3 separate regions of the Homo sapiens genome follow, and regions 2 and 3 are each linked to region 1. The links are chromatin loops, found by intact Hi-C in ENCODE. Cell type or tissue: gastrocnemius medialis. All regions are shown on one strand. Links, peaks and the distances in the headings refer to the core of each region. The heading gives the core; the rest is flanking DNA.

The links. Peaks named below come from ENCODE experiments on the same cell type or tissue, not always from the same donor. Only the 100,000 strongest peaks of a DNase experiment are listed, where the experiment ranks them.
Region 2: a loop joins it to region 1, with 6 times the contacts of the local background. A loop is called at or near these places in 9 of 110 quality-filtered maps.
Region 3: it touches region 1 in a loop (6-fold over the local background); 3 of 110 quality-filtered maps call a loop at or near these places.

The regions. Positions count from the first base shown.
Region 1 is chr22:23,736,914-23,747,010 of GRCh38, forward strand. It overlaps ZNF70 (zinc finger protein 70), which reads right to left. Exons shown (of 2, transcript NM_021916.4): 2 at 1,769-8,306. The coding sequence starts at 8,227. The coding sequence ends at 6,887. Among named protein-coding and RNA genes, the nearest start is that of ZNF70, 9.2 kb to the right of the region's middle. RefSeq lists enhancers at 8,416-8,916, 8,917-9,417. In gastrocnemius medialis, for the core only: no CTCF peak of the experiment used is centred there; DNase peaks (open chromatin) are centred at 5,838, 6,108 and 6,688; H3K27ac peaks cover 3,666 bases.
Region 2 is chr22:23,680,429-23,690,525 of GRCh38, forward strand. It overlaps the pseudogene GUSBP11. Among named protein-coding and RNA genes, the nearest start is that of RGL4, 5.5 kb to the right of the region's middle. RefSeq lists a silencer at 4,734-5,028. In gastrocnemius medialis, for the core only: no CTCF peak of the experiment used is centred there; DNase peaks (open chromatin) are centred at 4,413, 4,933 and 6,213; H3K27ac peaks cover 6,631 bases.
Region 3 is chr22:23,824,894-23,833,353 of GRCh38, forward strand. It overlaps SMARCB1 (SWI/SNF related BAF chromatin remodeling complex subunit B1), which reads left to right. Exons shown (of 9, transcript NM_003073.5): 7 at 332-522. Among named protein-coding and RNA genes, the nearest start is that of DERL3, 9.9 kb to the right of the region's middle. RefSeq lists enhancers at 1-323, 324-858, 1,627-2,347. In gastrocnemius medialis, for the core only: no CTCF peak of the experiment used is centred there; a DNase peak (open chromatin) is centred at 4,028; H3K27ac peaks cover 6,747 bases.

The DNA.
Region 1 (10,097 bases), core at 1,133-9,132:
AGGACATGCACACAGGCACCCAGGTAGAAGGGGACACTCAGTCTGGCTGCCCAGATGACAGAAGAGAGATTGTCAGTCCAGGTTTCTTTGCAGCAAACAGCAAGCTTGCAAGCTTGGTATGTGCGGAGGCCACGCTGTAGGTATGGGGAAGAGAACTCAGGAAGAGGAGAAAGACAGGAAAGCAGCATAAAGGCTTGCAAAAAAATTAAAAACAAATAAAAAGCAGATGAGTCAAAAGAGTCTGCAGCTGAGTCCCTGACAGTCGACACTGAAATGGACATAAGCCTTTATCCTGAGGAAGCATCCTTGGCATTAAAGACTCATAGGAGGCCCAGGCGCAGTGGCTCATGTCTGTAATCCCAGCACTTTGGGAGGCTGAGGCTGGTGGATCACCTGAGGTCAGGAGATAGAGACCGGCCTGGCGAACATGGGGAAACCATGCCTCTACTAAAAATACAAAATTAGCAGGGCATGGTGGCGCATGCCTGTTATCCCAGCTGTTATCCCAGCTACTTGGGAGGCCGAGGCAAGAGAATCGCTTGAACCTGGGAGGTGGAGGTTGCAGTGAGCTGAGATCACGCCACTGCACTCTAGCCTGGCAACAGAGTGAGACTCCGTCCCCCAAAAAAAAAAAAAAAAAATTAGCCAGGTGCAATGGCGCGTGCCTGTAATCTCAGCTACTTTGGAGGCTGAGGCAGGAGAATCGCTTGATCCTGGTTGCAGTGAGCCGAGATCGCACCACTGCACTCCAGCCTGGGCTACAGAGCAAGACTTCATCTCAAAAAAAAAAAAAAAGAAAGAAAGAAATACTTCAAAACACTAATAGTGTAATAATCAACTGCACCTGATAGTTTGCTAAGCATGTTTGCATTCCTTATACCACTGAGGCCCCCAAGGCTGTGAGTGTCATCATTCCCCCATGTTATAGCTTAGGACCCTGAAGTCAGAGGCTGTAACTTGAGGAATGGGCTCAGGGCAGATCTTGGCACTGAACCCAAATGTGACAAGAAGAGAGACAGGTGGGCCCAATGGCAGACCTCTAGTCTATCCAGAAATGACACTCCACATATGGTTAATAACTCCTAGAGATGGGAGTGAGGGGTGAGCATGGCTTTTTGAGGTTAAATTAGTTAATATATATTAAAATATTAAAATGAAAATAAATTATGCCTTGCTCAATAGTATTAATGATAGAACTTCTCGTACAAAAATAAATTACAGAAAGAACCAGAAAACAAACTCTAACAATTTGTTGTTTATGTAGATGTATAGCAAAATATATACACAAATTTAAAAAACAAAATGCTGAGCTAAACTCTACCAGGCAAATTCAAGAAAAGCAGGGGGCTTCAATTATAATATTTGGAAAAGACAAGTTTAAGCTAGAAATATTAAAAGAGGCAAAGAGGGTACTTAGCATAGTTTTTCTTTTTCTTTTTTTTTTTTTTTTTTTGAGATGGAGTCTTGCTCTGTCACCCAGGCTGGAGTGCAGTGGCACAATCTCTGCTCATTGCAACCTCCACCTCCCGGGTTCAAGTGATTCTTCTGCCCCAGCCTCCCAAGTAGCTGGGATTACAGGCACAAACCACCATGCCCAGCTAATTTTTTGTATTTTTAGTAGAGATGGGGTTTCACTATTATGGCCAAGCTCGTTTCAAACTCCTGACCTCAAGTGATCCGCCCACCTTGGCCTCCCAAAGTGCTAGGATTACAGGCATGAGCCACTGTGCCTGGCCGAGTTTTTCAATATATCACTATTAAATATATATGCCCCAAACATGATACTTATTTATTGATAATTCATACCCTGCCTATTTCTCAAAAATGACTTGAGAAAAACTGCACAACATAGCGACAATACACATACAGAAATTAAAAGTGAAACAGGAATACATAGAGATATAACACACAAACATCAAACTATGATTAGATCAGGTAAATGAGTGTTCTGAACTGCTTTGGTGTCACAGAGGCATTTAAAAATATAGTAAATACTACAGATCCTTGTCCCAGCAAAATTCCTTCAAGCACATACCCAGCTTTGTTCGATCCCTAGGGGTCTGCAACTCCTAAACCCCTACATGCTAAAGACTCCTAGGCAGGCCATGGACCCCCAGATTAAGAACTCTAAAGTAAATGAAAGTCAGAGAAAATATGGATTTGAATAAAATAATGAAAAAATTGAGTTAACAAATAGAACTGGTAGAATAAAAACACATTTTGAGATTACACAAATGCTTTTATAAAAACTGATAATATATTCAGGCCCAAAGAAGTCCTATGGACACTTAGAAATGTTGACACCACAGTACAGTAAGAAATAAGCAGCAATACCCTAAGCATTCATCACTTAGAAATTTTTTTTATATATATTTTTTTTGAGACAGAGTCTAGCTCTTTTGCCCAGGCTGGAGTGCAGTGGCACCACCTCGGCTCACTGCAAGCTCTGCCTCCCGGGTTCACACCATTCTCCTGCCTCAGCCTCCCAAGTAGCTGGGACTACAGGCGCACAGCTGCCTGTAGCCACCACGCACGGCTAATTTTTTGTATTTTTAATAGAGACAGGGTTTCATCGTGTTAGCCAGGATGGTTTCGATCTCCTGACCTCATGATCTGCCCGTCTTGGCCTCCCAAAGTGCTGGGATTACAGGCTTGAGCCACCGCTCCCGGCTATTTTTTGTTTTTGTTGTTGTTGTTTTCCCCGAGATGGAGTCTTGCCCTGTCACCCAGGCTGAAGGGTAGTGGCACAATCTTGGCTCACTGCAACCTCCGCCTCCCGGGTTCAAGCGATTCTCCTGCCTCAGCCTCCCGTGTAGCTGGGATTACAGGCACCCGCCACCATGCCCAGTTAATTTTTGTATTTTTAGTAGAGACGGGTTTTCACCATGTTGGCCAGGCTGGTCTTAAACTCCTGACCTCGTGATCCACCCACCTCGGCCTTCCAAAGTGCTGGGATTACAGGTGTGAGTCACCATGCCCGGCCCACTTAGAAATATTTTTAAATAATAACATTTGGGCAAAAGGAAATTCTTAATACTATAACAAAAAACACCACGTCAAAACTTACGGAGTGCAGACAAAGCTGTCACTCTAAGGAGAAGAAGAAATAAAAAAATGCCGAGCGCGGTGGCTCACACCTGTAATCCCAGCACTTTGGGAGGCCGAGGCGGGCGGATCACGAGCTCAGGAGATAGATACCATCTTGGCTAACACGGTGAAACCCCGTCTCTATTAAAAATACAAAAAATTAGCCGGGCGTGGTGGCGGGTGCCTGTAGTCCCAGCTACTTGGGAGGCTGAGGCAGGAGAATGGTCTGAACCTGGGAGGTAGAGCTTGCAGTAAGCCGAGATCGCCCCACTGCACTACAGCCTGGGTGACAAAGCAAGACTCCATCTCAAAAAAAGAAAAAAGAAAAAAGAAAAAAAAAGGTAGGACAACAAAAACAAAGAACAACTAAATTAAAAGATAATTGATTAAAATATTGCCAGGGATGATCTTTTATAACTTTACACTGTTTGAGAATCTAAATAGAATGAGAGAGTTTAAAAAAAAAAATCTAATAAGCTGGCTGGGCACATGGCTCACGCCTGTAATCCCAACACTTCAGGAGGCCAAGGCAGGCAGATCAGGAGGTCAGGAGTTCGAGACCAGCCTGGCCAACATGGTGAAACCCCATCTCTACTAAAAATACAAAAGTTAGCCAGGCGTGGTGGCACATGCCTGTAATCCCAGCTACTCAGGAGGCTGAGGCAGGAGAATCACTTGAACCCGGGAGGCAGAGGTTGCAGCAAGCCAAGATCGCACCACTGCACTCCAGCCTGGGTGACAGTGAGACTCTGTCTCAAAAAAAAAAAAAAAAAAAAAAAAACTAATAAAACAAGGAAAGAATTTGAACAGAGGGAATGAGGCTCTGGTCATACTTCCAAAAAAGAACCTGGTCTTACCATGTTTATCTGTTAACCCTTGGGAGAGAGGGGGGATCTTCATCTCCACGTTACACAAAAATTAGAAAGAGAGAGGGAGGGAGAGGAGGAGAAAGTGCACATTTCAAAATGCAAGAACAGCACAGAATTATGAGCTGGGAGTGATGCTGGAGTGGGCAGGGGCGGCCTGATCTCCATGCGGCTTGCTCAGAGTGGGTAAACCAGGTTGGCTGAAACGAGGGTTTACGTGCAGGAAAGCTCCTGAAAGTTGGTTTTAAGGAGAGTGGTGACTTGTGCAAAATGATGCTTTAAAAATCAATTTGGCTGGGGTGTGCAGGAAGGATGGGGAGGGAGAAACCAAAGATAGGTAACAGACATTTGCCAGATGATAACGGTGGGGAAGAGGGGCAGGTGTAAAGAGGAGGTAGATCTTTCAGGGACCCCTGCTTGATGCCGCCTGCTGTCCCCACTGCATCCTAGCATTCTCTCTTCACTCTTGATAGAGACAGGCCTGAAATGACAGGCCACTTGCAGGCAATGCCCAGGGCACCATCCAGTCAGTCCAACTGGTTACACAGAGGGTTCTGGTGGACAATGGAGTGCTGGTTAAATGTTAAATGTTTCACATACGTAGCAAAGACAGGGGCTGGACAGAGGCATGGCTGGAACTCCCACCATGACCTCTCCAGCCCATCATATCTGTCATTTGGAAATCTCTGGCCTATCAAGACCCACTTAGTAACAGTTATGGCTTTCCCATGTTTATTCATCAAAACTAGGCATAATGGCCATGCTGAGCTTCTGATCAGCTGAAATACCCAGTGTTACCATGATGAGTTCATGTTAGCCCAGCCATAAATGTTTAGGAAACTTCAAAACAGCCTAGACTGCCTCCTTCCCCACTAGCTCTGAGGAGCCCAAGGGAAGCCAGGACTAAAGAGATCCCCAAGGCCCCAGCCAAACACTTTCCAAGCGCCCAGCTGACCATCAGCCTGAGCCCATCCCTGAGGCTCCGGGTGCGGGGAGCAGGGAGTGAGGGCACTGAGACAGAATGGCCTTCAAGCTCTGCTCAGCCAAAGCCAGCAGGCTGACATTGGAAGCTGTCGAGGGATGCACAAAAACCCAGCATGGGCCAGGTGTGGAGGCTCATGCCTGTAATCCCGGCACTTTGGGAGGTCAAGGCGGGCAGATCACGAGGTCAAGAGATCGAGACCATCCTGGCCAACATGGTGAAACCCCGTCTGTACTAAAAATACAAAAAATTAGCCAGGCATGGTGGCACGCACCTGTAGTCCCAGCTACTCAGGAGGCTGAAGCAGGGGAATCGCTTGAACCCAGGAGGCAGAGCTTGCAGTAAGCCAAGATCACGCCACTGCATTCCAGCCTGGCAACAGGGCAACACTCCATCTCAAAAAAAAAAGCCCAGCACAGGGCCCACAGCCTGGCTGCACACTAGGAAGTTATAATCACCTGGGGAGCTTTAAAACATGCCACCACTGGGGCTGACTGAACTGGTCCAGGTGGGACACAAGCAATGGTACTGTTTAAACAAGCCCCACGTGAACTCCTAGTTGGCAGGCGGGGAAGACAGACAGAATGTGGAAGTGCAGAATGACACTGCTGCTACAGGAGGCTCAGGATGGCATCCTAGAGGAAGTGTCCTTGTGTGGGACACTGCATCCGCAGGCATACACAGCCCAGGCTGCAAGGGGTGGAGGGAGAGAAAGCCCTGTTCAATGAGAGGTCCCACTGCTCAGAAACCAGACGGGAACATCTCTCCAGTCCGTGGAAATGCACAGGGGTGGGGCAGGGGTCACTCTGGGTCTCTGTCCTCAGTCACCATGACTGCTCACAGTTGCCAAAGCACTTTCACAGTGGCTGTGTTCTGAATGACAGCCTGGCACCAACCCTTAGAGGCACGTGGCCAGTTCCCATTACCCCAACTCTTGGATGGGGGAATGGAGCCTGGGGAAGTTACAGGACTTGTTCAAGCTCACCCAGGTAGGAGGGGGTGGAACTAGGACTTGAACCCAGACCTTCTGATTAGAACACAGCCTCCTCCAACAAGCCACCCAGCTTCCCAGGTCCCCTGACACTGGGGCAGGAGGGCTGCATCATTGCCAGAACAGACCAGACCCAGGCCCTGCTGATGTCCAAGGCACACTGTGGTCTTGGGGACACTATGTCTCAGGGAGGGGTTATTCCTGGAGGGCAGTCATGTCCGGTGTCCAGGCTGAGTCACGGCTGGGTGTCAAACATCCTCTGGCCAACAGGATCAAATCTCTATCCTCCTGTAACAGAGCTGTCTGAGGGAAACTGCCCTAGGGCTAAGGAGAGGGTTAAGAGGCCACGCCCAGGGGCTCACCACCCTCATCCCCAATCTCAAGACCCACCCTCCAGACCTGCCTTTGCTCTGCAGACCTGTTTTGGTTGTCCCCACCAATGCCCAACGCAGTGAGAAAATTCTACTTTGCTGCTGACACATCTACTTTTGAATTCATTTTTCTTCTACTGCTTTGGACTGTGAGTGTGGTTTCTGTCTTCTAAAAGTGCCAGACTGCAGCCTGTTTTAAAGAGTTCTTCTGATATTTTCCTGGGTTTAATTCAACTTTCTCCCTCTTGGCATTTATTCTTCTAGATTCTGGGAAATGTGAAGACAGGGCAAAATGAAATCCTGTAGGCTTGGGAGTCAAATGCAAGAAGGAGAAACTGAAGGCCAGCTGTCTTTTCTGGCTGCCCTCCCTATCACCCCACCTTCCCTTCCATGCAGAAAACCTGCTGAGAGCTGGCGTGCTTGGCCCAGGGCCACACAGGGCCTTCCTGCTAGTGGGATGTTCAAGAGCGCTTAGGTGGGAAGGTTTCCATTCAGCATCAGGGAGGTAGGTGGGGTCTTGGAGACCACGCGACGTGGAATAAAGGCTCCATCTGGCACAGGCTTTCAAGCTTTGTGTGGGCTCCTCTTTCTATAGCTTCTCCCCAGAATGAATCTTCTGATGGCGAATCAGGTGCGAGCTCCCCCGGAAGGACTTGCCGCACAGATTGCACACGTAGGGCTTCTCTCTGGTGTGGGTTTTATAGTGCTCAATGAGGGCTGACCGGTGCCGGAAGGCTTTGCCACACTCGCAGGTGTAGGGCTTCTTGCCGGTGTGGATTCTCTGGTGCTGGATCAGCGCAGAGCTGTGGCAAAAGGCCTTGCCACACTGACAGCACTCGTAGGGCTTCTCACCGGTGTGGATGCGCTGGTGCTCAATGAGGGAGGAGCTCTGGCTGAAGGCTTTCCCACACTTCTGGCATTTGTAGGGCTTCTCGCCAGTGTGGGTCTTGCGGTGCTCAATGAGGTTGGAGCTCTGGCTGAAGGCCTTCCCGCACTCATCGCATTTGTATGGTTTCTTCCCAGTGTGGATCCGCTGGTGTCGGATGAGGTGTGACCTGTGACAAAAGGCTTTCCCACAGAGATCGCACTCGTGAGGTTTCTTTAGGGTGTGGATCTTCCGATGCTGGCTCAGGCCTGAGCTCTGGTTGAAGGATTTCCCACATTCCTTACACTGATAAGGTCTCTCTCCTGTATGAATTCTCTCGTGTTTTCTGAGGCTGGAGCTCCGGCTGAAATCTTTCCCGCATTCCCTGCACTCGTAGGGCCTCTTTCCGGTGTGGATCTTTTGGTGTTGCGTGAGGGCTGAGCTCTGGCGGAAGGCCTTCCCACACTCCCGGCACTCGTAGGGCTTCTCCCCGGTGTGGATGATCTGGTGCCTGAGCAGGTGGGAGCTCTGGCTGAAGGCCTTCCCGCACTCACAGCACTCATAGGGCTTCTCCCCAGTGTGGATCACCAGGTGTCGGAGCAGGTGCGAGCTCTGGCTGAAGGCCTTCCCACACTCTCGACACGCATAGGGCTTGGCTGGTTGTGGGGTTCTGTGAGGTGCGTTAGGTCCTGAGTCCCCTCTGTCTGTTTCTGCACAATCGCATGGACTGGGCTCTTCACTGTGGATTATCTGACACATGCTGAGGTCGGATTTCTGGAGGAAGGTTTGTCCGAAGAGCTCATCATCCTGGGGTCTGGTTCCTGGGGGGATACTTTGATGCTGAACAGGGCTTGAGCACAAACTGAAATTCCCCTCGTAATCATCATTTTCTTCGTCCTGCTCACCAAGAGGGATCTCCTTGTAGATCACAGCCATTTGCTCCAAACCTCTTTCCTGAAGAAAAGGGTCCCCCAGGTCCTCCCCTGGGAAAAGCCCTTGTTGTGACTCTAACCTGTTCTCAAATGCAAAGGTCTCACCAAACTTTGTTGCTGGGGGAACCTCCATTGTGAATCTGCTATCATCCCCAATGGTTGTATTTCTTTAAAAATGTTCTTCTTTGGGCCACACTTACTGTTCTCACAATCTGAAAAGAAAACAGGGAACTCTGTCAAGTCAGCAAGTCAAGCAGCTCATATGTGCCTGCTTCATATCCTAGAATCTATGGTAGAAACAAGAAAATACGCATAAGACACAATCTTGCCCTTAAGATGATCCCAAATGAGTTAGAGGCAAGTTTTGCTTACCAGAGACAATTGAAGGCAGACAGACAGACACAATCAAGTGCCACATCATGGTGTCTAGACTCAACGGGCTGAAGGTGTTCAGAAAGGTGAGCTAAAACAGGAAGTGGGGGCTGGGTGCGGTGGCTCACACCTATAATCCTAGCACTTTGGGAGGCCGAGGCAGGCAGATCACTTGAGGTCAGGAGTTCAAAACCAGCCTGGTCACATGGTGAAACCCGGTCTCCACTAAAAATACAAAACAATTAGCTGGGTGTGGTGGTGGGTGCCTGTAATCCCAGCTACTAGGGAGGCTGAGGCAGGAGACTCGCTTGAACCTGGGAGGCAGAGATTGCAGTGAGCGGAGATCAGCCCACTGCACTCCAACGTGGGCAACAAAGCGAGACTCTATCTCAAACAACAACAACAACAACAGCAACAACAACCAGGAAGTGGGGCCATTGCAGAAAAGGAGCAAGACTCCAGCTACTGGGTGACATTGGGGGCAGGTTTTGCTGGGAAAGAGAAAGAGAGCTCTTCCCTCTACCCTCCAGTCGCACTCCCTCCAGCCAGGTGCCCCAACCTGGGAGTCAGCATAACCGCTCTTATTCTCACCCGACCGGTCCCCTCTTATCTACTTCCTGAGGCTGCATGGGCAGCGTCTCTGTCTCTCAGTCCTCACTGCCACTCTGCAGCTCAGGCTTCAGAGCTACCTCCTGGGATCTTTTCAGGGCTGGCCTCCAAACTAGCTGCTGACCTCCGGCTTCCTCCTCTCCCTCTGGTGCATGCCCTACACTAACAATGGAGTCAAATATCCAAAACATAAGCCTGATTATGGTGGTTCCCTTTTTTTTTTTTTTTTTTTTTTTGAGATGGAGTTTCACTCTTTCACCCAGGCTGGAGTGCAGTGGCACGATCTTGGATCACTGCAACCTCTGCCTTCCAACTTCAAGTGATTCTCCTGCCTTGGCCTCCCGAGTAGCTGGGATTACAAGCGCCCACCACCATTCTTGGCTAATTTTTGTATTTTTAGTAGAGACCGGGATTCACCATGTTGGCCAGGCTGGTCTCAAACTTCTGATCTCAAGTGATCTGCCTGCCTTGGCCTCCCAAAGTGCTGGGATTACAGGCGTGAGCCACCATGCCTGGCCTGGTGGTTCCCTTCTTAGGATCTTGTGACAGCCCAACTCCTTCACACCTGGCCCTTCCAATCCATCTCCTGTCTGTCTGCCCCATACACCTCTTCTTTTTTATTTGAGATAGGCTCTTGCCCGTTGCCCAGGCTGGAGTATAGTGGTGTGATCTTGGCTCACTGCAACCTCTGCCTCCCAGGCTCAAGTGATCCTCCCACCTCAGCCTCCTGGGACTGCAAGTGTATGCCACCACACTCTGCTAATTTTTTTAATTCTTTCTTTTTGTAGAGATGAGGTCACACTGTATTGCCCAGGCTGGTCCCCCCAACACTTCTAATTTTCCAGCTCAATGACTAATTTGCACTGCTGTTGTCTGGTCCTAACAGGTAAGGACCATTCTCAGACTGCCACTTGCTCATCCTTCAGGACTCGTCCAAATGTCCCTTTTTCTCTGCACCCTCAGGTTCTTGACCATCTCAGGCCCCCATCGTTAGCTTGAAAATTCCCTAAGGGCAAATACTG
Region 2 (10,097 bases), core at 1,271-9,270, 56 kb before region 1:
TTTACAATTCATTCACAGCTCTCCCAATTCAGATAATGATGACCAACTCTGGGCCATTTTTATTTGTAGTCTGGTAACCCAACACAGATGACATTCCACCTTTTCCAGGTTTCCAAGGGAACTGACTCAGAAAGTTAACCCAAGTTCATATTCATTTCTAGAGAAAGATAAAAAAAGTTTTCTAACTTTATTCATGCATACGCAATACAAGGATCCGTGGAATTTCTGAGAGACCTTCAACCTCACTGCCAAATTTTCAAGAGCTGTGACAAACCTTAATGTCAAAGAAAGACTGCTTTCATAGCAGCAGAACTGCCATCACATCTCTCAGCTGGATCTGCCACGGGCTTTTTTTTATGACGTATCAACTGCTTCCCCATGTCTCTGAGTTGTTGAAAGTATCACAGCGGCAAACACATTTTTCTTTCTCACTTTTTTTTTTGCTGTTGAGATGGAGTCTCAATCGGATTATCCCCCAGGCTGAAGAGCAGTGGCGCAATCTTGGCCCACTGCAACCTCCGCCTCCTGAGTTCAAGCGATTCTCCTGCATCAGCCTCCAGAGTAGCTGGGACTAGAGGCACATGCCAGCACGCCTGGCTAATTTTTGTATTTTTAGTAGAGACAGGGTTTCACCATGTTGGCCAGGCTGGTCTCAAACTCCTGACCTCAGGTGATCCACCCGCCTTGGCCTCCCAAAGTGCTGTGATCACAGGCGTGAGCCACCATGCCCAGCAGGCAAACACATTTCTAGTTCATGCATACATATGCCAGGTGGGATGAACCTGCCCCGGGGCCCCTGATGGTGCTCATGGGTAGAGCAGGGTGATCCCCAGGTCCCACGATGGCATGGGACCTGATGCTGGCATCAGGTGGTCTGGCCTGTTGTTAGGCCCCCTGCTGGTGCAAGCACATGCCAGAAGTGGAAGGCAGGGCAGGTCTATACCCAGGTCCCTGGGTGAAGTACTTGGGTACTTGTGGGGTGGGGGTTCTCTGGGAGGGGTCAGCCTGTCCTTAGGCCCTGTGGGAGCCTGCATGGACACAGGTTGTGGTTGGTGGGCTGGGGTGATCCCCAGGCCCCTGAATGTCATCCTTGGGGACCAGGGGCAGGTGGGCTGGGTCTGTTGGCAGTCCTCCCTATGGTATGTGTCTGTGCCCATGGCAAGAGGTGGGCAGAGCAATTTCCAGGCTCCCAGGTGGCTTGCTTGGGTGGCAGTGGTGGTGACTGGTTGTGAGTGGGTTGAGTCTGCATTCAACAGTCAACTCAGAAACCCCAGACACCATTTTCCATGCCAACTGGCCTGTCCACCACTCAGAAAGGCCCTGGACACTGTGCCATGTGGCTGGCCCCGCATTGGGCCAGGCTTCCATGGGAGGCAGGAGGTCTGGGCCCTGCCCTGGGGAGGGAGAAGAATGGGACACAGGCAGTGGTCATTGAGCGGAAGAGACAGAATGAGCACAGGATGCTGTGAGGCGGTAAGTATAAGGAATCATGGAGCTGAAGGTGTTCATCTGACATATACCAGAAACTAACATAAGGTAGGAAAATACACAAAACCAACTAATCCAACAAAACTTGGGCAAAGAACTGATAGACATTTCTGAAAAGAAGGCAGGAAATGAACAGGTAAAAAAAAAAAGCTTGCCCACATCACTAATCATCACAAAAATTTAAATCAAATCACACTAAGACAGCGTCCCCATCCACATAAAATGAATGTTGCCAAAAGCAAAAACAGAATTTTTAAAACGCAATCACAAGTGTAAATTTACAGAGAGGGAAACTCTTAGACACTACTGGTGGGAATGTAAATGGGCGTACACACTATGAGCAATAGTTGGCAGTTCCTCCTCAAACTAAAAATACAATTACTATGTCATCTAGCAATCTCATCACTGGGAAATACAAAGTACATGGATGTATTATGCTCCCTGATTACAAATGACATAGAAGAGCTATAGTGGTCCAAACAATACGGTATTGACATTAACACAAAAATACAGAACAAGACACAACGAGGGAACCAAATACCAAACCCAAATTCATATATGATGGACACATTTTTAACAAATATACCCAGGGGATGGGAGACCCCGGGCTGCCTTCGGTTGGGGCTGCAGAAGTGTCCTGGGGGGACCTGCAGCCACCTCTCACCTGGGCTCTGGATGGTTTCTACTCCATGAGGATTTCCAGAGTTTCCCCTCAGCCACCCTCAGAGTCAGGGGGGCTTCCATGGGGCTGCAACCATCTGTCCCAGTCTTTCCTGTCTCTATGACACACCGTGTGACCTGTGTACACTGCGAGATGTAGGTGCGTGCATTGAAACCGTACAGTTAAGATGACCTACAACTGATGCTACTCTAAGTCTTCCAGAGATTTTTCAGATATCCCCAGAGTAAACCAAACTAGTGATATCCCATGGTTTTGCAAACCAGAACCAACAACTGCACAGAAACAGCTCCTTATGCGCCATCAGACACTCTCCAGACCTGCCCCTCACTCACAAATGTAACAAAGCAGCATGAACCCAGGCAGTCTTCACTCCTCAGGGCCACATAACAACCTCTATCGGTCAGGAAGCCTTTGATCTGGGCCAGGCTGCCGACCCACAGGGGTTAATTGTGCCTCTCATGCTGAGTGTTGTTTCTCCTCACTGGACTAACCCCCACCCTTCCACCAAGAAGGGCCCCCAGGGAAACTGCTGTTTGACATCCAGGAGCCCATGTGGAATGTTCCAGCAACCTGGATGGCCTTGGCCACCTCTAATACCAGCCTTTCCCTCTGTGGGGCTCCCTTCCTGGCTCTTGCTCATGCAAGTCAATCTAAAGTGGCTGAGATGTCCTGCTCCCTCACCCTCCTGGGTCACCCTGATGGCATAGGCAGGTGTCTGCATTCAAGAACGAGTTACCCACAGGCCAACTTCCCTGGTGTGGGGGACAATGCCTGGGGCCTCCAAACAGCCAGCCCCAGGTAAACAATCCAGCTCTGACACAGCTCAAAGACTGTGTGGCGTACCTGGAGAGACTCTCTGGTCCTGTGCCCTCTTCTGGCTCACTGGATTCTTAGGATTATTGAGAGACTGGGCTTAAAGCTCTCAGCCTAGGGCCCACAATGCCACAGGGAATCAAATCAGCATGACCAGGGATCGAAGACCTCTCCTTGGCTGGGAATGGGGAATCAGGGTTGCAGAGACAAGGGGCACAGAGAGATGCCTGTGCCATCAGAGAAGGGACTGGGGATCTGGTCCACTCTGGGCTCCTCAACCTGAGCGTGAGGCCTTGCTGTGCCATGAGCTCACCTGCCCCTTGGGAGTCCACTGTGACTGCAGTCCAGTGGGGTCAATGTCCACACTGATGCCGGAAAGAAGTCCTGGGAGATGCGGAGGGCATCCTGTAGCGGCAGGCAGTCTGGGTGGTCCACGGGTGTGAGCTTCAGCAGGTCCTGGGAAGGGATGAGGTGGTGAATTGGGGGCCGTGTTTTTGGGGTTCGATGAGAAGCTCCTGGGGGAATGCTCAGTCCTCACCAAAAGAATTCAAAGGGCAGGTACTCAGGGACCCACACTCGTGCCTGCAAAATCTGAACTGAAAATTAGAATCGGAGCAGCAGGGTTGATTCTAAAAGGGGCTGGGCTCGCTTTTCTCCCTGCTGCAGTCATTACTCGTTTCCCCTGGCAGAGGCAGCCGGGTGGAGGCTCATCTCTTCAAGCAGCTGGGAGAGACACCCCACTACCCACCCTGCAGCTGCTCCAAGGATACTGGAGACAAAAAGACAGGGGCTGGGGAAGCAAGATGTTCCTGCCTCGACCAAGACAGCAATTGGCCAAATGCCCTGACCCTGCTGGCATGGTTACCGCAGGCCAGGCAGGCATATTCAGGGCTCAGGATCCCTCTGCCTGACTTTTCAAATGGGCTGTTCTCAGTGACTCTGGCCCCCTCCCACCCTGGGCTCACTCTTGAGAAACTCCTAAGCCTTCTCTGGCCCTTCAGGGGCCTTAACGCTTATGTGTAGGACCAGGATGCTCTGAGTGACCTACTTGGTCAATGGGCTGCTACAGCAGAGCTGTTGGGGAAGGCAGAGAGAAAAAGGACAATGACAGACAAAGAACCACTCAACACCTCAGAGACCAGCTTTGTCCCCCACCCAACCGCCTTGCTCCCCACATGAACACCTGCTTGCAGGAAGCCAAAGTGGGTCCACAGCAGCCCACCTCTGTTCTCACTCCCAGGGCAGACAAAGCAGCAAGAACAGGTGACACACAGCCCCGGTGACCCTGTCCCCTCCCTACCCGTGCCTACTCTCCCATCAAACCTGGCTTCGAGGGCTGCCCGCCAGTCCTGTCCAGGCCTTATCTGGCTCAGAGCAGATGATCCCCTGCACCTCCCACCCTGAATCACACAGCTACACCCAGCACATGCTACAGAGGCCCAGCACACTCTGGATCACATCCAGAAACTCCACAATAGGGGAGGAGACATGCTGTTTCCCAGGAAGGGCAGCTCCCCAGACTTGGTCATTCTCAGACTCCTCCAGTCAAAGGCCGGGCACAGCCAGCTGGGATCGCCATGCTTCACTCTGACCCACACGACTGGCCTTGCCTCCTCTATGGGAAGAGACCCCTCAGCACAACCTCAAACCGAGACATAACAGGACAGGACAGGCTGGATGCTAGAGAGGCCAGCCAGATCTCCACACAAAGGCTCTGCTCTTAAGCAGGAGGTAGCCTGAGGGTCAAAGGTTTCCTGAAGCAACTCAGGTGAGACCTCACATACAAGAGCCCCAAAGAGGCTGCAAAAGCACCAGCTCAGCCAGCCAAGAACCCAGGTGTCACACCCTTCTCAGACCACTGAGGATCGCTGGGATTCAGCAGGAAAAGGTGGACATGACAGCTGATGGACCAATACTTCCCAACACCCTTCCAGCAAGCAGCTGTGCCCCGCCCCTCCCCACATGAGTCACTCAACTTCAGTCCTGCACATGGATGCCTTTGACCATGGGGTCATGGCTTTGGTCTCCTGCCATAGGGGCAGTGAGAGGAACAATGGTGGTCTGGGAAGGAGGATCCTAGACTGGGTGTCCCACAAGACCAGGCTGTGACAGATCCCAGAGCCAATACTCATGCGCCAGCCAGTCCCCAAACCCAACAGCTACCCAAAGCCCAGGATATAAATAGCCTGTGCACTGCTAAGCAGATACTTCAGGGAATGATCTGCTGGCTGTGAAGAAGATGCGGCCTCAGTAGGGTTCCACGAGCCTTCTGCCAGCAAAATCTTCTTTGCTTGGATGCCCATTAGAAACACTAAGGGAGCTCTTCAAAGGAACAGGCCAGACATGGTGGCTCACATCTGTCAACTCAGCATTGTGGGAGGCTGAGGCAGGAGGACAGCTTGAGGCTAGGACTTTTAAGACCAGCCTGGGTGGAACAGTGAGACCCCACCTCTACAAAAAACACAAAAATTAGCATGGCATGGTGGTGCATGCCCATAGTCCCAGCTACTTGAGAGGCAGAGAAGGGAGGATTCCTTGAGCCTGGGAGATCAAGGGTGCAGTGCCCATGATCATGCCACTGCACTATGGCCTGGGCAACACTGCAAAGTCCCGCTTTCAAAAAAGAAACAAACAAAACAAAACAAAACCAAAGATGCCTGTCTCCTGCCCCATCAAATAAATCCAAATCTCTGCAGGGTGACACAGGGTATTAACATTCTTAAATTTTGCCTTTGCTGAAGTAAACATATAGTAATGGCTGAAAACCACTGCGTTATGTAAATACACTTCCTATGACTTATTTGTAGTCCTTTTGTATCTAGCAATTTCTACAGACCCTCTCTGTGGGCTTCGGAAGCCAGAATGGGCAGGGCCAGGTGTGAGGTGTCCTAGGACACTGAGGGTAGAGCACAGCTCCCAGCTCAGGGGGACCCATTTCTGAGGCTAAGGCACCCACCTGGGGCTCAGCCTATCTTCAGAGGGAAAATCACACCTCAGAACACCAGACACCCAAAAGAAAGCTCCAGTTCGGCAGATACCTGCCAATAGACCCTGGAGTGGCTGCCCCAGGGAAAACTGCCATTGCACTGTCAGCTCCCTCCAGCCCTCTCTCAGGTCCCAGCAGGAGCAGATTTCTGACTAAGCTCAGAGGTCTCAACAAATGGCAGGTTGAACATCAGAGGAGTTATTAATAGGCCTATAGTTACCTCAAGACTCCACCTTACCAGGGCCAAAAATGAGTCCTGGGAGGGCAGCCAGAAAGAAAGTAGGGCAGAGAGGAAACACAGGGAGAGGGGCCCTGGGACCACGTCAGATATGGAGGGAACCAGGGGAACGAGAGCAGCCCTGATGATTGTACTCCCCACAGCCCCTGCATGCCTGTGAACCCTGAGAATTCAGGGTGAGGAGCTCACTCTTGCCTTTCACCTGTTCCTGGGCTCTGGCAGGCTGGCCTGCTTCCTGCCCCAGCCTCACCCACTCTCCGCACTCCTCGCCACTGATGTGGGCAGCTGATCTCTCCGGTTTGCTGGGCTCTCACCCTCTGCCCAATGGCACCAAGTTAACTTCTTCGCATGCTTTATTTTCTGTGATTAAAAAGGGAAACAATTCTCACTAACGCCATTTCTCAGAGGAGAAAACAGGCACAGGGATGTTCTATGACTTCCTCACGATCACCAAGCTACAAGGGGGAGCTGGGCTTTGAATGGAGGTCTACCCATGCTCCTAAAGTTGAGGCGTCCTCCAAGGAAAGGACAGCACCTATAAAAGCTCAATGAATGGGGCGGCAGTGTCACCACTAAGCCCGACCACGCTGCTACTCTGATATCCAACTTCCAGCCTCCAGAACAGGGAGAAATACAGTTCTGTTTTTGATGAGCTCCCCAGGCCGTTACAGCTCTTTCTTTGCTGTAACAGCCTGAACTAGCCCAGAAGTGCTATTCCATCATCTGTGTCATATTCCATCATTCAGAAGGGAGTCACTAACCCCTCAGTGCTGTCTCTGTGGACGCTGCCCACCCTAGGCTGAGATGAGGCACAGGGTCTGGGTCTAAATAAAATGGGAAGGCACTGGAAGGTGCAATGTCATAGGAGGAGGATGTCTGAATTTCATTTAATCTCAACCTCTACTGGTGCAGCATGAAAGATGAGGCCCAGAGCAAAAGTGTCTTTTCCCGAGATCACACTGTGGACCCCAGGCCCACTGGAGTTGCATTAGACGTTACCTCTCACCCCTTCTTGTATTTGTTCCATTTCTAAGTGTGTGCAATATCCACAGGGAACACCACACCATGAGTTTTTAAATATTTATCTCAAACATAACCTCATGAGTTCCCTAGGAAAGAGATGCTAGCATAACCCCCATTGTGCATGCTGGGGAGACCCCAAAACACCAAAGGAGTTCTCTAGGGTCTCACAACTGCTAAAATAAAGGCTGTTTGACCCAGCACTGTCTCCTCAAACCTGGGACCCTGGTTATATCCAGGTCTTCCCAAGGTGCTGAAGGGGCACACTTTTTCATAATGGTGACTACGTAAGGAGTTGACGGGGGAGGGTGAGCGGTCAGAAGCCCAGAGGGGCCTTTGAGTAGGACTTATGGAAAGGAGGAGCTTACAGGATGGAACCTACAAGATGTGACCTCACTTCCTTGCCGACAGACCCCCAACAGAACTTACAATTCTGGTAACTAGGCACCCACATTCTAGAGACAGCCCCATTTCCAGCTCACTTCGTAGGCGATGCTCGAGAGAACAACATGTTCTCCTGCTGTATCCCGACATGCTGCCGACCTCCTCGTCGCACAAGAGGCCAAAATGAGAGTCTTTCCCGAGAATATAGACATTGGTTCAACCCTCACCCTCGACGCCTCTGGCCCTTTGCCAGAAGGCACCCACAGGTAACACAGGGCCCAGGGCAGGCCCATCCAGGCTAGGCCTCAGCTGTGCCCATCAGGGCAGCCTCAGGCCCCTCCCCACTTGTTTGGGGGAAACAGGAGATGAGGGGCCCTCCCTGGATAGGAGCAGGTAGGTTGTCAGGTGTTTGGAGCCTGGTAGGTATGTCAGGTTCACAGCCCAGGCAGTGCCTGGCAGGATGGGAAGGTGAGTGTCAAGGACACAGTTTGTCTGCTCAGATCTGAATCCCAAGTCCTCAAGCTGTCATCTGCCGGAGACCTCAGGCTTCTCTGGCTGGAGGTCTATGCAGATGCTCCTATGTGCCAAATCCTGTTGGGGAAGGGGGTGCCAGGGATGAGTTCTAATGGGGGTGTCCCACTGTGGGGTCAGCCAGACAGGCCACTGACACCTCTTGGCCCGGCTCTCGGGCACTCTCTTTGCAGAGCTCCACACAACAGACCAAACAAGAGCTGTTGGATGGATTCAATTTCTCCATATTCTTCAAAGGGCACGTGCACCACACCACCAACCACGTCCAGTGCCGGTCTGCGGTGAGATTGGGCACAGAAGGGTCTCCACAGACAGGACTTGTGAAAACCAAGGTGGGCCCAGGACTCAGACACGAATATGGGGACTCCCTAAGCTCCATCCTAGGGCGTTCCCACTTGAGTGACCCACTGTCCTCTCCCAAAGGAATCTGGCTGCCATTAGTCCCCAGTGGCAACTTGGTTACAGGCAAAGTCCCTTTCACCTATCAGAGGAAGACCAGAGAAAATCCTTCTGTTTTCACTTTAGGCTATGCCAGGAGTATCTCGGCATGTTGCTTTAAGAATTGAGTACAATGGTAACATTGCAGCAAAATACTCACACTGTTATCATTTTAACTCCCCACCCTAAGTGGATCTCCGGCAACAGGCAGGCAGCTCCGCTGCCCTGCCAGACCTCCTCCAGGACTTAAAATCCAACACTTTTGCACAAACAAGGGGTGGGGGTGGGGGGGGTGCATTGATTACAACAAAAGAAGGTGAAGCGACTCTATGCATTAGTCTTTAAAGTGTCATCTCACAGAACTCATCCCTGCAGCCCCATCAGGCAGGAGTTGTACCCTCGCATGTCATTGTAACATTCCTTAAGGGAGGCCATTTTCCACAGCGGGTCAGCCTCTCAGTGCTGGTGGAGCCTGTCATGATAAAATTCCCTTTCGAGGCAGCCTTTCTACAAGGAGCATAATCCTATGCGTGTCCTAATAGGCTGGAGCAGTTTGCCAGGGCTGCCATAACACGGCACCCTGACTGAAGGGCTTAACCACAGAAATCTGGTTCCTCACAATTCTGGAGACTGGAAGTCCAACGTCAAACTGTCAGCCTGGGGTGGTTTCTCTGGGCCTCTCTCCTTGCCTTGGAGATGGCGGACTTCTATCTCAGTCAGCACAGGGTCTTCTCTTGAACTTCTCTGTGCGCTGACCCCCTCTCCTTGTAAGAACCCCAGGCATGTTAAATTAGGGGCCACCCTAATGAACTCACTTCACCTGAATTACCTCTTGGAGTACTCTGTGTCCAGACACAGTCACATTCTGAGTCTCTGGGGTTGAGAATAGAAACAGTTACATTTGGGGAAGGGGACACAATTCAACCCATAAAATAAACAAATCCCCTGCAGCAGACAGACACCCAGGAAAGGGATATCTGGGTGAAAGGATATGCAGATATCAACTTTCAACAGCTCTAGCTAGTTGACTTTCCAAAAGGGCTCCAGCTGGTCACACGGTCACCAGCAGCCTCTGAAGGTAGCTGCTTCTCTGAACGCAGCCTCCCCTGAATACTAACACGCTTTTAACTTTTCGCCAACCTGCTGTCTGTGTGGCAGAGAAAATCCTTGTTTCATTTCCACTTTCAAACATACATTTGCGTAACCTTTCACGGGTTCAATACCTGCCTGCGTTTTCCCCAAGTCGCCTCGCAGATCCTGGGCCTTGGGACGCGCTTCCTCCCACCCTGGAGTCTTCCGGCATTTTCCCCTTGGCCAGGGCTGGGATGGCCGTAGCTGTTTCTCCAGACTCACGTTCATGTTAAAGGAACAAAAACAATCATATACCTTTAAGTCAAAGAGTTCTTCTAGAGCGTATTGTCCTGTGTGCTGTTGCTGAAATGAGGAGGGGATGAGGCCTCCCCAGGCCTTGAGGACTTGCAGGGATGATGCTCTTCATGCAGGTTGCTGACACAGAG
Region 3 (8,460 bases), core at 1-8,000, 87 kb after region 1:
GGAGCGAAGGGCAGAAAGGAAGGTCCCCACCAGCACAGGGCACAGGGGAGATGGGATGAAGGTAAGGTGGGACTCAGGTGCCCCCGGGGTCACTTCAGGGCCTCCCGAGGGTGACTGTGCTGGGCCCTGAGCCAGAGCCCCTCATGGCAGACAGGGTTGTGGGGTCAGCCTTGTTTTGGGGATGGGGAACTGGAAGGACAAGGACCACCTGCAGTTCTCAGCTGGTGGACCCTGGTGGGCAGGGCCCACCCCAGGCCTGGCAGGGCCCCGCTCCTCGCGGCCTCCCTGGGCTGCAAAAGCTCTAACTTGTGTCCTTTGGTTGTTGCCTCAGCTGAACATCCATGTGGGAAACATTTCCCTGGTGGACCAGTTTGAGTGGGACATGTCAGAGAAGGAGAACTCACCAGAGAAGTTTGCCCTGAAGCTGTGCTCGGAGCTGGGGTTGGGCGGGGAGTTTGTCACCACCATCGCATACAGCATCCGGGGACAGCTGAGCTGGCATCAGAAGACCTACGCCTTCAGGTAGGATCATGCATGAGTCTCTCCCTCCCTCATCTCCCTGCAAAACTGTTTTGAGAAAGACTTCTCTGTGTGAGCGGTGATACCTTTGAGGCTTTCTCACGCTTCGCAGCACAATCTGGCTGGGGTCTGTGTGTTTGCTCCGTCCTCCTCCTGCCCTATGTATCTCTCCAGGGCTCCGCTGTGCCAGGTAGGGTTAGAAGCACCTAACACAATAGCTGGCAAAGACTTGGAGTTCTGTCAGGGTGAACCTCAAGTCCTTGCCTCCACGGAGCCCTGGCCTGCCCCCACCATCCACCATTCAGTTGTCCTGCCCCACACCCTCTCTCTCTGCTCTTGCCCAGACTGTTATTTTGGTCAGGGTGACCCCTGCCCAGGGTTCTTCATCTGTTGAACTTGAATTATGTCTTAAACACAAAGGCCCGCCCAGCTTTTGAGAGTCAGGGGTCCCTAGCAGCTCCTTCTTACTCTAGTATCTCTGCCTTTGGTCAGTCAGAGAGCATTTGATGAGTACCATGCTGGGCTGGACCCCATCCTGGCTGCCCTGGAAGATAGAGACAGGTCACCTTGATCCCTGCCTGTAGCATTTGGGCTGGCTGAGATGGTGGAAGTGTGAACAGAATATTCCAGTCCAGTGTCCTCTGTGGTAGGGATGGGGATGGACCCGGGAGAGGCCCTCCTGTTCCTGGCAGGAGGTGGGACTCAGAGTTAAAAGTGAGGTCAAGGCCCAGTGCGATGGCTCACACCTGCAGTCCTAGCACTTCGCGGAGCTGAGGTGGATCACCAGAACCCAGTAGTTCAAGACCAGCCTGGGAAAAACATGGTGAGACCCCACCTCTACAAAAAAAAAAAAATAGAAAAAATGAGCCGGGCATGTTGGTACATGCCTGTAGTTTCAGCTACTCAGGAAGCTGAGGTGGGAGGATCGCCTGAGCTCAAGAGGTGGAGGCTGCAGTGAGCCAAGATCACACCACTGCACTCCAGCCTGGGTGACAGAGCGAGACCCTGTCTCCAAAAAAAAAAAAAAAAATAGCGAGGTTGAACTCTCCCGGCTCAGCAGGACTCTAGGACTGGGAAGCCCCGTGGTTCCTCACCCTGTCCTCTGTGTTGGGATGGGGTGGGGGTGCAGCAAGCATCCCTACATCAAAACAGGATGTTCAGATTTAGTCTGCTCATCAGACTATCATCATCCACATCTGCAGTCATCACTCAGGGATGACAGCTTAAAATGCTACATGAGGAGCAAATAGGAAGGTCTGTTTTGCAAAGCCATGACAATTAATGGAGCTCGTTAGGTTTGTGTCTAACTTGTTTTCCCAGACATCCCAAGAGACAGCTTTCTATGACTTCCCATAAATCTGAGCAAGGAAGAAGGAATGAGAGCCACCCACGGGGCTCAAGGGCCCGGGCCTGGGAAACAGCTGAGTCCCTGCCTGAGCGCCATGGTGCTGAGATCCTGTGACCTGCCCCCCAGCAGCCCTGCCAGTCACATGGTTCTGCTTCACAGACAGGGCAGCCCAGAGAGGAGGCTGGGGGGCTGGTGTCTGATGCCTCCCTGTTCCCTCGGGGTGTTGCCTGGGAGTGCAGCTGTAGCGTGCATTCACCCTGCACAGAGCCAAGCCCTATGGCCGGAGAGCCAGTCAAGGGTGGCCTCCCTCCACCAGAGTTGACTCTGAGGCCCCGGGAGGCAGTCATGTTGCGCGCATCAACACTGAGCACCTCCTCCCGCAGAGGCTGATCCAGTCAGAACCCTCGTCTTGGGCTCACAGGTGCAGGTGGTAGGCTGGCTGCCCCCAGCATCCAGCCCCTACGGTGTTGACCTTCACCTAGTCCTGCAGCCGCTGCCAGTGCCCACAGTCCAGGGTCAGGAACTGAAGTCCCCGGGGCCTCTTGACAGGTCCTTGCAACATCCCTTCTTTCAGCCACCATGGCACCATCCCTCCTGCTCTGACCCGAAGGTGACCTGAGCCTAAATTCCTTTCCAAGTTCCGGGCCCTCTGCAGTTTGCAGAGTGGCTCCAGAGCAGACCCCCTGGGGAGTCCCTGGTGGTGGCAGGTCAGGATTTAGAGGCAGAGGCGGGCCCCTTCTTTATCTCATCGACCACTTAGTGCATTCCAGTTGCAGGGCCTGGGGGCATCACAGACCCCCTGCCCCCTGCTCTCTCTTATGCTGAGAATGCAGGTTTCAAATCTTTGGGGTTAAAGGCAAAGGCCATCCCGCTGGGACCAAGGTGAGCACACGTCCCTATCACAGCAGCCAGATGGAGAGGCGGCCTGCCTGGGGAACTGGGAAGTGTCCTGAGTGGGCTTTTAGCATCAGGAGGGCTGCGTGTGTCTTCCCAGTCCCCACACTGGAAGACAGCTGCAAGGATAGGACAGGGCCTTAGGGTTGGGCTGTCATCCCTGACTCCAACTCGCGTTCCCCCCACTGTACCACCCCACCCCATGGGATCTTAGGAGGGACTTCGTTTAACTCTGTCCCCAGGGAGACCAGTGTCAGTCCTGCCTGGCCCTGCCTGGGGAAAGGAGGCTGGGCCACTGAGTCCCCAGGTCCAGGGGCCAGTCAGCCCACAGAGAGCTAGACCAGGAGTCCTGGCCTGGTCTCTGCCACACAGAAAGCTTGGCAACTGCTGTGTCACATGACTTTTTGTTTTGTTTTGAGATGGGGTCTCGCTCTGTCGCCCAGGCTGGAGTGCAGTGGCGTGATCTCGGCTCACTGCAAGCTCTGCCTCCTGGGTTCACGCCATTCTCCTGCCTCAGGCTCCTGAGTAGATGGGACTACAGGTGCCCGCCACCACGCCCAGCTAATTTTTGTGTTTTTAGTAGAGACGGGGTTTCACCGTATTAGCTAGGATGGTCTGGATCTCCTGACCTTGTGATCCACCCATCTCGGCCTCCCAAAGTGCTGGGATTACAGGCGTGAGCCACCGCGCTCGGCCACATGACTTCTTAAGAAGGGTTTTCAGGCTAGGCATGGTGGCTCACGCCTGTAATCCCAGCACTTTGGGAGGCCGAGGTGGGCGGATCACCTGAGGTCAGGAGTTAGAGACAGGCCAACATGGCAAAACCCCGTCTCTACTAGAAGTAGAAAAATTAGCCAGGTGTGGTGGTGGGCACCCGTAATCCCAGCTACTCGGGAGGCTGAGGCAGGAGAATTGCTTGAACCCGTGAGGCGGAGATTGCAGTGAGCTGAGATTGCACCATTGTGCTCCAGCCCGACAGAGCTAGACTCCATCTCAAAAAAAAGGGTTTTCAGCTCTGGACCTAGGTCACTCCATAATGGAAGCACTCGCTGATTCCCCAAGAGCCAGTCCCTCCATCTCTCCCAGCCAGAGCTCAGTGCCTGACTTCCATACCCTCCTCGGCAGTGGGGACATTGATTGGATCCATGGTACAGTGGGGCAAGCTGCTGGCCACAGGACATGTGTGTGCAAGGCCACTATGCCCACACCTCAGGGGAACCAGGGCAGAGAACAGCCTGTTCCCTTTGGCAGTGGGACAGACAGGAGACAAGCATGAAGGGGAAACAGGGGCATGTGACAAACTGGTCAGAAGCCCTAGGCTCCTAGAGGACAGACTGGGACCAGAGTGACACAGGCGTCCCAGAGCCAGTGGAGTGGGATGAAGGGCCAGCGAAAGGAGGGAGACAGGGCTCAAGGGGAAGGAGGCTGGGCTAGGCAGAGCCTCTGAGGAGAGCTGATCCTGCAAAGTTACTGGCACCTCCCCTGGGCCAGCCCTGTGTTCCTGGCCAGGGACGGGAGGAGACAGTGCCCTGTCTGGCAGAGGAAACAGATTCATGTGCATGACTATCAGTGTGCCATGGCCACAGAAAGCACCGGAGGCTGTGGGCATGAGGAAGGGCAGTTGGGGGCATAGAACCTGGGGTGAGGATGGCCAGGGCAGGTGCTGATGGGGGACTGCAGCAGGAAGGACCGAGAGGAGACCAGGGACAGGCAGGTGCTTGAGAAGGAAGGTGGGCCCTGTGGATCAGGCAGGGTATCTGCCCCAGGGGGCTCTGCACACCAGCAGTCCTACACGTACAGGGTGGGGATGAAAAGAGACTAAGGGTCAGGGAGCTTGGTAGCTGGGCCTGCATGAGGGACAGAGAGGCAGTGTCCCTCTGATGGCACAGCATCAGGAATTAGGCTGGGGTATGTCAGGTACACGTTGGGCTGGTTGAGCGTAAGCCTCAGGTTCCTTCCGAAGCTCTGCCCGCCAGCCCTGGCCTGATGTCAGGTTTTGTTTGTTTTTTTAACAGCTTTATTGTGATATAATTCATAAACCATACAATTCACACATTTAGAGTATATAGTGCAGCGGTTTTTGATATATGCAGAGAGCTGTGTAACTATCACCACTGTCAATTTTAGGACTTTTTCATCACCCCACTGCAGGCAGTCCCGTTCCTCCCCGCTGTCTCTCAGCCCTAGGTGTCCACTCATCCACTTTCTATCTGTAGATTTGCCTATTCCGGGTACTTCATAGAAATGGAACCATCTAATATGTGGTCTTTTATGACTGGCTTGTTAGCATAATGTTTTCAAGGATTATCCATGTTGTAGCATCTTTTATCAGGACTTCATTCTTTTTTATGATTGAATATTATCTCATTGCATGGATATACCACATTTTATTCATTCATCAGCAGATTGACTTTTGGGTTGTTTCCATTTTTCAGCTATTGTGAGTACTGCTGCTGAGAACATTTGTGTATGAGTTTTTGTGTGAACATCTGTTTTCAATTTTCTTGGATATATACCCAGGAGTAGAATTGCTGGGTCACGTGACAACTCAGTGGTTAGCATTTTGAAGAATTTCTAGACTGTTTTCCAAAGTGGCTGCACCATTTTGCATTCCCACCAGAAGCGTGCGATTCCCGTTTCTCTGGATCCTGCTGGCATTTGCTGTTCTCTTTTTGATCGTAGCCGTCTGAGGAGGTGTGAAGTAATTGTGGTTTTGATTTGCATTTTTCTAATGACTGATGATATTGAGCATCTTTGCATGTATTTCTGGCTGTTTGTGTATCTTCTTTGGAGAAAGTGCTTTGCTAGTTTCTTAATTGGGTTTTATTTTATTGTTGAGTTGTAATTGTTCTTTATATATTCTACATAGAAGTCCCTCATCAGATAGATACATGATTTGAAGATATTTTCTCTCATTTGGAGGATTGCCTTTTCACTTTCTTGATAGTGTTCTTTGAAGCACAAAAGTTTTCATTTTGATGTAGTCCAATTTATCTTTTTTTTTTTTTTTTTTTTTTTTTTTTTTTTTGAGACAGTCTCGCTGTGTCACCAGGCTGGAGTGTAGTGCTGTGATCTTGGCTCACTGCATCCTCCGCCTCCTGAGTTCAAGTGATTCTCCTACCTCAGCCTCCCAAGTAGCTGGGACTACAGGCACCTGCCACCACACCCAGCTAATTTTTTGTTTTTAGTAGAGACGGGGTTTCACCATGTTGGCCAGGATGGTCTCCATCTCTTGACCTCATAATCCGCCCGCCTCGGCCTCCCAAAGTGCTGGGATTACAGGTGTGAGCCACTGCACCAGGCCTGTAATTTATATATTGTTTTAGTTTGTTGCTAGTGCTTTTGGTTTCATATCTAAGAATCCATTGTCAATCCAGAGTCATGTTGCCCCAGCACCATGTTGAAAACTGCTCTTCCTCCATTGAGTGGACTTGGCACCCTTCTAAAAATCATTTGAGGCTCCTGGCGGCCTCGGAGGTGTGAATTGCAAACATAAGGGTGACACCAAGTTTTGGCATCTCCCCTTCCTGGTCGAGTGGCTGTGGACAGGTCATTTTCCCTTGAAGTCTGTATTTTGTCATTTGTAACTTGGGGATAATACTTGTGTGTTGCATCACATGAGGTCATGAAAGTGAGATCACATTGAAAGTAAACCTCAAGATACTCGACCGGCATCAGTCCTGGCTCCCTCTGTCCCTCAGACGTGAGCATCCCCTGCCTGGGTATCTTTGTCCCCACCTGGACACTTTGGGTGGTAGGAAGGTCTGGGGTCCCTGGCGGCTTCGAAGCCCGTGAACCAGAATTCCCTGGAAGGAATGGGGAGCAGGGTGGCTCCCAGGGTCCCCAGCACTCTTTGGAACTCAGGACAGCATCTCCATGCCCACATGCCCCCAAAACCCAAGGCAGGCTAGTGCTGGCTCTAGGCCCGTTCTTACATGGTTGGTGCGAGCATTTCTTACTTTAGAACAAACCCACTGGAGTGGAATATTCCCAGCATCAAGGGGAGGTAAACAAAGGACCCTCTGGGACCCACTCGCCAGCTCTTGTTTAAGAGGAAAACATGTTTTGCTCCCCTCGTTGTGGGCTTGGTACCTTTCACGTCTGCCCTCCAAGGAAGGCTGCTGGGAGCCCTCACGGTGAGGAATGATGTTTGGGGTCTGAGGCTAGGGTGGTCCCTAGACTGCTAAACCACCCGGTGCTGGCCAGGGACCAGCTGTCAGGAGCTGCTGAGGATGGGTCAGCCCCAGAGGGTGGGGGTGCCGACATTGCCTCTGGCCCTGCCTCTGCGTCACCAGTACGAGCTTGAGCTTCTGCGACTCATGAGCATGGACCTGGTGGGCTGAGCTTCAGCTGTGAGGGGTCAGGCCTGCTGCAGGGAGAGCCAGCTGCAGCCAGTGCCCTGCGCTGTGCCCACAGTCCCTGAGACCCCAGGCTGAGGAGAGCAGCACTGAGCCCAACCTGGAACGGGCTCACGGCTACTGGAGCTGGGTGTGTGCTCACTGGTGTGGATGTGCAGAGCCGGGACTCGCTCTGCAAGCAGGCTGGTCCCACAACCTTGAGCCACCCACTACAGGGAGGCTGTGAGAAGGTCCCTGGCCCCTAGGAAGCTCCCTCAGTGGAGATGTTTTGGCTGCTTTAATAACAGTCATCCTTCCAAAGCCCTTCACAGCAATAAATGTTTCCATATTCCAGATGAGGTTTGCAGGGACCTGTCCTCTCTATCAGTGTCCACCTGGCGCCTCCCCCGAGTCCGGCCTGCCCTTGCTTCTCCCAGAGCTCATGGTGTTTTTCAGGGCCGCAGGCTGGCAGGGTGTCCTTCTCCCAGGGGACTGAGCCTAGGGAGAGCCAAGTGGAGGTGCCCAAGTGGAGGAGAAAGGAAAGGACCACAGAGAGGGGAGGGGAAGTGGGAGAGTCATGGTTAGGACCTCAGGCTGAGGCCTTCTGCCAAGCCAGGGGTCTGGTGTCACTCAACTGGGAAACACTGTCAGCACCCAAAGCTGCTCTCAGAGGTGGGGGTGACGGGACCACTGCATGTGGGAGGCACACGGGCCCTGTGGCATCCACAGCTGTGGTCTCCTTAGTGTCCTGTCACAGACTTGCAAATCAAAGCCCAGAGAGGCGGCAGCCAGCCACCCTCCCACCTCCCCAGCACTCCTGTGCCCACCCCATGCCTGTTTAGCCTCTGCCCTTGCTGCCCCCTTCCTCTGCTGTGTCCTTTTGGCAAGAGGAAGGTACCTCGGGGCAGATTTGGGTGGTCCTTGTGAGACCCAGGGCAGAGTGTGGTCCGGGGATACGGCTTCTGTCCAGCTCCCTGCCAGACAGCTGTCTGATCCTAAGCACAGACCAGCCTCTCGGGGGTTTTGTTCGGCCAGGAGGTGGGCTGAGGGGCAAGTGTGTGGAACATGCAGGAACAGGCTGTGCAGTGGCCCTCAGTAGTGGGGGGCTGGGGACTTCTGGGAGACTCCTTTGCTCCCATTCGCCATCCATCCCCTTTCCCTGATCAGTGGGCCCTGGCTCTGGACACTGAGTGGAGCAGACAGTCCTCCTGCCCCTATAGGTTCCACCTCCTGACTGGCACTGTGGCATCAGCATGGTCCAGCCCGTGCTGTCCTGTCAAGGACCACCTCCACAGCCAGTGGCCCCTTCCTCCATCTCAGAGACAGAGAGACGCTGGGCACAAAAGCCCTGTTGAAAGTTCA